Regions from separate parts of the Mus musculus genome. Here region 1 is linked to region 2. A link is a contact called in ENCODE Hi-C or POLR2A ChIA-PET data. All regions are on one chromosome and are shown on one strand. The core of a region is the stretch at or near the end of the contact, and the rest is flanking DNA. Distances in the headings are between cores, read along the strand shown.

The links. Hi-C counts contacts between places; a loop is a spot of excess contacts on that map. ChIA-PET counts read pairs that join two places held with the same protein, here RNA polymerase II (POLR2A).
Region 1: a map of heart shows a loop between it and region 2 (8-fold over the local background). The contact joins the promoter of Calcrl here to the enhancer-like site in region 2. A Hi-C loop is called at or near these places in 6 of 37 maps with a recorded cell type or tissue (heart and v-Abl transformed pro-B cells). POLR2A ChIA-PET finds 5 or more read pairs at or near these places in 1 of 5 experiments (embryonic stem cell).

What each region holds. Positions count from the first base shown.
Region 1 is chr2:84,423,321-84,427,721 of GRCm38, forward strand. Calcrl (calcitonin receptor-like) reads right to left here and starts at 1,946. Exons shown (of 16, transcript NM_018782.2): 1 at 1,750-1,946.
Region 2 is chr2:84,383,957-84,388,618 of GRCm38, forward strand. All of the region lies in intron 2 of Calcrl (calcitonin receptor-like), which reads right to left. Among named protein-coding and RNA genes, the nearest start is that of Calcrl, 39 kb to the right of the region's middle. Within about 2 kb of position 2,860, at least 1 of the 3 ENCODE cell types and tissues checked has a DNase peak (open chromatin) inside an H3K27ac peak, as active enhancers do; it is heart, where a contact is called at or near this core.

The DNA.
Region 1 (4,401 bases), core at 696-3,195, 38 kb after region 2:
TGCTATAACTTTTGGTAATTAGGATTGTTTTAAATGATGCTACAAATATAGGTGAGAATATTAAAATAAATCATACAAGATGGTTATATGCTTTGAAACATTAATTCAATAAAAATCAGAAGAGTTTGTGGAGGTACTAATTTACAATAGTTTATTAATATAATACTTAATTTCAGAAAATCATCTGGCTTAGAATAATGCTTTTCAACTTCTGTTCCTATGAATGACACTGGGTTATTTAATGTGCTGATTTCGCTTCTTTCTCCAGTTATTTAATGACTATTTGTAACAAGTCCTATCTTAAACTCACCTTGTCTGTTTTTATACATCAGGGAACTCGGTAGTATAAATAAAAATAAAATAAAAACATAAATCAGCCGCAAAGCTTTTAAAAATTACAAGTGTACAAATTAATGTTTCAATTACATTGAAAAACATGTGGAAACTGAGCCAAAAATCACTGAGGAGTTACTCAGGATGAGTTTGTAATATTTTGTTTATTTGCCAGACTACTAGAAATTGAGCTCAGAATGCTAGCATTGAAAGGCATCTTGCAGCTTATATTTCACTTAAGTAAGAAAACGTAGAATTTAATAAATTATGCTAATAAGCACAATTTTAATCCAAAACTGATATCTCCCATTCCTTAGCAATAACCTGTGATGCCGCTCTGACAGCCACTTGTTAAGTAGGCACTAGCTCCTTAGATTCTCAGGACAGTCTGTACTGTGGCAAGAGAGACCTGCAGCTGCTTCATCTCAGCATCATAGCTGAAAATCTAATTTAATTCCTCTGCTTAATGAGCTAATCCACTTGCTTATCGTGCCTCTGTTTATGTATTTATGGAGACTCCTTTCACACTCTTCCCCCACAAGTTTCCAGTATAATTGAAGTAACACAACTCTAAGCTTAAGAGTTTAAAAACCATGAAGTAATGTAGAAATCACTACATTTTCTTAACCCTGGGCAGTTGTGGGGTTTATGGTTGGTTGGTTGTTGGTTGGGTTTTTTGTTTGTTTGTTTGTTTGTTTTGTCTTGTTTTTGTTTTCCCCTTACCTTATTTGTAAGACACCCATGATCTTAATACAGTGGAGACAATTCATGAACACCCCCCCCAAAAGAAAAAAACCCAATACAAACAACAACAAAAACAAAGGAAAACCAAAAATGGGGTATTTACACAAATCTAGCAACAAAGAACAATGAAAATTCCATTGGTTCCCTAGTTAGAGGTGTAAATGTCAAAAGAAGCGGAAAGCAAACAGAAGTCCAAGCCGGTGGCTTTTCTTCTTAATCCAACTTTGTGTTCAGCCACACAGGAAGACTCTGGAACCCCATAGTCTTCTGCCATCCCTTCCTTAGAATACTGATTATGTGGAAAATTTAAAGACCCTTCCTGGGGTGCAAATGTTTTCCAGCTGTCAGGACTTGAGCTGGTAGTACAACTAACTTTAAAAAGGCATTGTTTCCTGATTAAGGTATTTGTTCAGAAACTTGCCTTATAGCCCGCTCACATCGTTAATAATTGGTAAATTTATTTTCTAAAGTATCACTGTAAATACTCTTATGCACTAGTAGTACATTTTGTATGCATTCTGGAGTAAGACTCTCTAGTATCCCTTTGTAGACTAAATGAAGCGGTTTCAACATTATTTCAATGCCACTTACTAAATTCTTGTTAGAAACATTGTCATAATACTTAAGAATAGTGCTGAGAATACATACGTTTATTTTGAATAATACACTTACCTGGCACAGCTCCTAAGGAAATTCTGTGGGAATAGTCTCAGGAGGGAGTTTGATTTTCTGAGATACTGCACAAGAGTTTCCCGGAGGCGAGGTGTGGAAAGCTTTGCAATGTGGTCCTGCAGGCAGCGTGAGGTCCAGGCAACAGAGCCCGCCGGTCCTAAGGCAGAAGTGCACGCTGCGAAGAGAGGGCTTGTTCTGAGTAGATGGGGAGTGTTGTCAGATTGTAAGCGATCAGCAGCAGAAGGGAAACATCACAGCTTCCTGTTACATCACCCCGCCCCGCCTGCACTTAGTGTTAGGTTACTTTCTTTCTCAAATAGCTTACCCCAGGAAAGGAGCAGCAACTCCCTTCTCACTCTGACAAGAGCAAGAAGCAGCCTGAACAGACAGAGATCCTTTGCTGTATGAACACATTGTTACCAGCAAAAGCTGGCTGCCTTTCACCTAGACTGAGTTCTGTTAGAACTTGCTGCCTGGGATTTGAAGGCGATCTTGGTGTAAAAGAATCAAAGGAGTTAGGAGTGTGGGTGTGTGTCGAATTAAGGTTCACAGAACAACCAGGAACAATTTATCAGTCACATCTTTTTTTCTTAAATGTGCATGGAATTTTGAGCATCAGAATTACTAATTCGGACTCAATTTTGAGCACTAATATCTGATGCAACTCCACAACCAGTTTTGCATGAGAAGATGAACAGGCTTCGGGCTGTCCTTTCTAGGAGTTCCTGAGTTGTATGTCCTGTAAAGCCAGACTGTGTATAGAGTATGAAATCATTGTACATACTTTTAAATATCTGACATAATTATATCATTTTATATAATCTAAACATTATACTAGTTGTACCTCAAAATAACCTTCAAGGAAAGGTGGCTTTAGTTTAACATGATACTATGAAATAATTTCATACAATAAATGAACTTCAATTTAAAAAAAAGTTTTCCCTCTAAACATAATTATATCATAAAGTAAGAAATCATTGCGTATGATCAGGAAAAAAAGCCTATAAACCTGAAATATACTTGTTAGTTTTATATAATATGATAAATTATGAGATTTGGCAATAATCATAACTCCTGAAGCCAGACAGCACTAAAAGTCACATGATCTTTGCATCAAATGTCTCACGTATAAACTGGAAAGGATGGATAAAATAATATAATTTGTCTGTTTAAACTTTGAATCAACATATTTTATAACATTTAGAAAATGGCAAGTTCTAACTAGCTACTACAATCTTGCTGCTTCACCTTGGAGGAACAGACGAATAGCGAAGCTACTACAACCAAGTAGCAGATGAGGAGCTCAAAGTCCTAGCAGATGAGGAACCGCACTAAAGACACAGGGTGCAGAATCTCTGGATATCGTGTTCCTGAAAGACACCGCCATTTTTAAATGTTTCCTATCTTGATCCATGGAGGAGATTTATTGCAGAATCTTTAATTCTGTATATGGATATAGAATAGGATGCATCCGTTTAGAAATATGGGACATAATTGACCATCTCCATCACTGAAAATGGAAAGTCTGTGTAAGAAGCTGAACTACACAATGTAGTTTTAAGAGACGGCGATAAACTGGGAAGTTACTTTGTGGACACTTTAGTTTTGCTTTCTATAGGGAACTGTTGAATTATATTTTCCTGTGCTGTTTCCTTCAGCTCATGGGGTGAAAAGTCAGCATTATAAATCACTACTGCCTCCTAAAATAATAACTCATTAATCAGAAAAACAGTAAAACACATTCTTGGGTGAAACCACAGAGTTCTGATGTGGAGTCGCATGTTGCACAGGGGCTCAGGAGGAAAGCAGTAGAGAGTAATCATGTCCCCTTGCAGATGTTTATACTCACTGGGACAATACTGACAGAACTTTTAAGTATGATGTTTACAGCTTAAAGTTCAGGCAAAACAAATACTAGATTTTAACTTCTAAATGATCATCATATATGCTCCTGTATCCATTTCTAAGAATATCTGACCTCTGAGACACAGACTGGTGTATACAAAGCTACATACATTTCCAGTAAGTATTAAAGCATTAACATGTTTTTGATTCACTCATTGGATTTGTTCAAACACAGCAGAGTCTTAGTAAGTAAAGGGGTTCGTTCTTTTAGATGATGCCTGAAAGATCACAAGCCGGCAATCATTCTCCTGTATAATAGATATACATGGTGCTGTTGTAAATGGGAAATTTAATACAACCTGTAGTGTTTAGTATAAATTATTGGTTGTGTATGTAGGTTTATGGCTGTGGTGCATGAAGAGTCTGGATAATTCTTGTTAGTATCATACATGTGTCTTTCATAGAAAGAAAAGTAAACATACTTCCCAATAATAAGGTCATTAAAAGTTACCACGTTATGAACATGAAAAAAATATGAATACATGCTATAAGGACTTTGGGGAAGCTGGACTGTGCTGAGACATGTAGAAACAAGTGAAAAGATTGAAGAAACTTCTCAAGTGTGTGCTTTAGTATGACACAAATGTTTGGATAGCTATGGTAAAGCTAAATGAAACTGTTTCCAAAAATCAGGTGATTCCGAGCCAATGGGGTATTGTTAGTACATTCATTCAGTCTTATGTATTCTACGTGTGTTTTACATTGTCATCTTTCCCCAGAACACACTGAAGCTACTTAAAATTATCT
Region 2 (4,662 bases), core at 1,610-4,109:
TCAGTAGCTCTTGGCAACTGATAGCATCTGGCAGAAAAAAAAGGATGTCTTTATAGGTGTGACCCTGTGTGGTTGACCTCACTCTGAGGGTTGGCCCCATACTCAAGAGTGTTTGAGAAACACCAAGTGGGTCAATAGGGAGACAGAGAAGGTGGGAGAGAAAGAGGAAGGAAGGGGAGAGGTTACAGAGACGGAGAGAAACAGGGAGAAAGAAATTGAATGGGCAAGGGGATGGGGTGGGTCTGAAAGGAGATTGAAGAGGAATGCTGAATGTGATCCAAATGTACTGTATTGATCAAATAATTCATAATACTATTTTCAAAAGGAACACTTGCTGTTCTTTCAGAGCTCCTAGGCTTGCTTTCTTCACCCATATCAGGCAGCTCACAAATACCTGTTACTCCAGTTTCAGGATATCTAAATCCCTCTAGCCTCCTTGGGTACCTGTATGCATGTGAGAATCATAAACTCACACAGAAGACAGACAGACAAAGTTAAACAAATCATTTTAAAATGATGTATATCCCTAAAATCTTAAAACAAATCTCCTGACACTGATTTTGTCTGTTTGTTCTTAATGTCTTAGAAATATTCTCCTTGGGTCTCCAATTGCTAATAGTTCAAGACTCTTAAGTTTGAATCTGACAATTAAAATGGAACATTGGGCTATATAAGAGTAAGCCTACATAAACTGAAGTTCTAGCAATCTTTTTTTTTGTATACAGTTTATGGAAATAGTATCATATATATATATATATATATATATATATATATATATATATATATATAGAGAGAGAGAGAGAGAGAGAGAGAGAGAGAGAGAGTATAATATATATTAACTTTATACAATATATTACTATAGTAATATATATAGTATAATATATATGTGTGATTCTACTGAAGTTAGAATGCTGTATATATATGACTTTAAAAACAAGGTGGCTATGGAGCCTCCTAATTTAACTCTAAGGCATGCTGGGATAGCCTTGAATGACATTGAGTTCGAACACAAGGCAAAGAACCCCAGTGGCTGACTTGCTTATCTAATGAGCATTCCAGGCAGAACAGCTGAATAGCTGTTAGAGAGATTCATTTGTGATTGGGTTTGGGATTTCATTTTACACTCTGGAGTATTTACTCATGGGAATAATCTTTCCATTGTGGGCATAATTAGCCATTTTCCGGTCATTTTAGCCACACTCTTTTTATTTGAAGAGGCAAGTGGCCAATATCAGCCAGATTAGTAAAAGGTGGGAGGGAGCTTAAAAAAAAAATGTAGCTTTGTGCTTGATGGAAAGCTCTCCACATCTGATGAGGAAAGAATTAATTGAAGTAAGATGTGACTGAACTCAGGTCAGGCAAGCAAAACCTCTGATTTAGGCTGTGTGAGGCATAGTTATATAGTCAGAGTTACACAGTCAGAATTCTTCCTTCTAGTGATTCTCAGAATAGCACATCTTCCAACTGGAGCTACACAACAAGCAGGGCATGGTTTCAGAACATTCTGACGTACTCCTTTACCGCACGTAAAGTTCAGAGCAGAGGAGGGACAGTCAGATAAGCACTACGCACTGCAGAGAAGTCTATGACATTATCAGAACCCTTGAATCTGGCACATTTAATGTCAGTTACAGTTCTAATATTCCTCATCAATATGAATACAAAACTGAATTTTAAGTTTTGTTATTTTGTTTTCTAAACATTTTTGAGGAATGTTATTGGAGTAGAAATTTCAAAGATTTTAGAACAAGAAAGCTCACTTTTCACTCTGGCTTGACTAGTATGAAATTGTTACAAAATGAGGTGACTATTTCTTTCCACCGAACACTCTAGATATAAAAGGACTTTTTTAATCAAAGTAAAAGATTATCATTCCTTGCCTAGTATATTCTGTACCCTGGAAATAATTCTTAGCTAACACTTTTAAATCCTATGGAACTATCAAGTGAGTGTTAAGGGGAAGTATATGTTCTCTGATGATCAATACTTAAAGTATGTCTGTGGAATATGTTAATATTCAACACAAAGAGTAAACCTTATTATTCTCTGAAGAAAGTATTTAAGGCCATTTTGTCTTCATGATTTAGGAAATACTCTTTTAGACTTGACATCAAAAGGAAGGGCAAGTCACAATGACAAAAAATAGATTGACTACATCAAAATTATAGATGCTTGTGTACAAATGGCGCCATTGTGGAAGAAAGGTTCTGAGGGCATCTCAGTGGTAGAAGAGTGAGCCAGAATGAGCAAGATCCTAGATTCAATGTACACACACACTCATACACTCTCACACACATACACACTCATATACTCACACAGTTACATGCATACACACTCGTACACACACACTCATAACTCACACACACACACACATTCAGACACACACACACATACACACAGGAAATGAAAACAAAAAGGCAACCCAACACAGAGGGACAAATTTGCAAATCACATGTGTGATAAGGGATCTTTAATACAAAAAGAATTTTTACTACAGAATAATAATAATAATAATACTTCAATTTTTAAAGGCTAAAGGATCTGAGTGATGACCAATGAGCGCTATGGTTGGAGGGCACCACAACAGAAAGAACTGAATTAAAGGGTCGCAGCACTAGGAAGATTGAGGAACACTGGTAATGAATTCAAAGTCAGCGAAGATATATATGAGCAGAGGGTAAAAAGCCCAGCTCTCTAGGGATAAAGACCTAGAAACACAAGGGCAAGGATACAGGAGCGAGCCAGGCAATGTGACTGAAGATACAAGGCACTGTGAGGAACTTGGGATGCTCAGGGAACTCACCAGCGGACACTTGGGTGTGAAGCTTTCGGTATCCGCTGCACAGGCTCTCTGACACCCTGGGAGCTGCTGTAATTTTGCACATCCCAAACACTACTTAATTTAATGATCAACTCCTGGGATTATGTCTGGGTTGTGATTTAAAAATAGACTTTCCAGTGTAAAAGAAGTCGGCAGGAAGGGGCTCCTTGCTGAATTAAGCTGTGTTTAAGTGAGAACCGCCACTGCGGAACAACACGTTCCCTGTGAAGATGGCAAACCGGTTTCAGAGGCTCTAACCTTTACGAGCTGCTATTATCAACCCAATTGTATGTTTTTTCCTGTTGCACAAACATGTTCCCAAAAGACTTTTAAAATAGCTTTCTTTCCTGCTAAAACGTTGGGCCAAGCACTTTTTCTGACTCGCAGCTCTAAGTGGACCAGGATGTGTTAAAGGAAAAAAAAAAAAAAAAAAAAAAAAAAAAAAAAAAACTGCCCTGTCACGCTTGACAGGTTTAATAGGCCTTAACATCATTGAAATGTTTCCTAACTTCACAGCCTCCTGGCTCTTTCTGGGAATCTTCCCATAGTGTGTCCTACCCAAAACAAAACCTATCCGGAAGAAACAAACGCAGCACTTCCCAACGCCCCACCCCCACCCCCTTTCAACCCAGGCATCCAGGGAAAAGTCTGTTCACCCAAGCACGGTTTGCTCCAAGTGAAAAAAAAAATCAAAACAGAAAATACAACTTGTTTGTAAACACTTAAACAACCTAAAAGAGGAAGAAAAATTAGGTGCTATTTTTAGACCCCGCACCTTGAGGCCAAATGAGGATGTGCTCTTAAACCCAGGAAGTGAAGACCAGCCTGGAAAATACGTCTTCAATAAAGAAATGGACGCAATTCTCCAGAACTGGTTTTAAGGTACTTGGTACTTCTGAAGATATGTACTAAGTCTCTTTTTCACTTTATCTCTTTTTAAATATCTTTTGTTGTTTCTGAAAAGCAAGAAAACACATGCACGAACAGGCTGAATCTGTCTGGGCTGTTTCGAAAGACTGCCGCGTAGATATCTCTCTAACTACAATGCAGAGTTATATCACCAGCTACGCGTCCGTCTGCCTTCCACACAGTTTCCTTGACAAAAGCCTTTCTAAACTACAAAACAATGGCAATCTCAAAGGGAAATAGATGAAAATAAGCAAAAGATAAACACTATCTAACCCATATTTTGGTGATGGCCATGCCTGGGAAATTCTATGAGGCATTTTGGGGCAGGAGTCAAAATGATTATGTAGACAGTATGGCAATTTGGCATTTAAAACCCAATTAGAAATAACAGTATAAGTGTTGTATTTGATGGGAGGGCTATCAGGCCGACACTAGAAGTGAAAAACAGGGCAGAGAGTACAGATTCCATGTAGAAGGCTGCAGGGACATTTGCTAGCAGGGGACAAAGGCGGTGTGATCTGTGGCATCTCTCCAGGCTTCTGCAGTTGTAAGACAGGAGCAGCAAGCACGTGCATCATGAGTACCTAGAGGAATCGTGGAGGGCAACCTCCGTAATCACCAGCTGAAAACAGTCCCTGGGAACTGTTGTCTGGACAGCAAGTGGTGGTCTCTCCCCGGAGCAGAACGGTATGTCCTGGCTCACTCTGTGATTGGTCACAGTTACAAGACTTGCAATGTCAAGTCGAATTATGTATAAATATATATATATGGTTTTTGTTTTTTTTTTTTTTTTGGTTTTTTTTTTTTTTTTTTTTTTTTTTTTTGGTTTTTCAAGACAGGGTTTCTCTGTGTAGCCCCGGCTATCCTGAAACTCACACTGTAGACCAGGCTGGCCTTGAACTCAGAAATTCGCCAGTCTCTGCCTCCCAAGT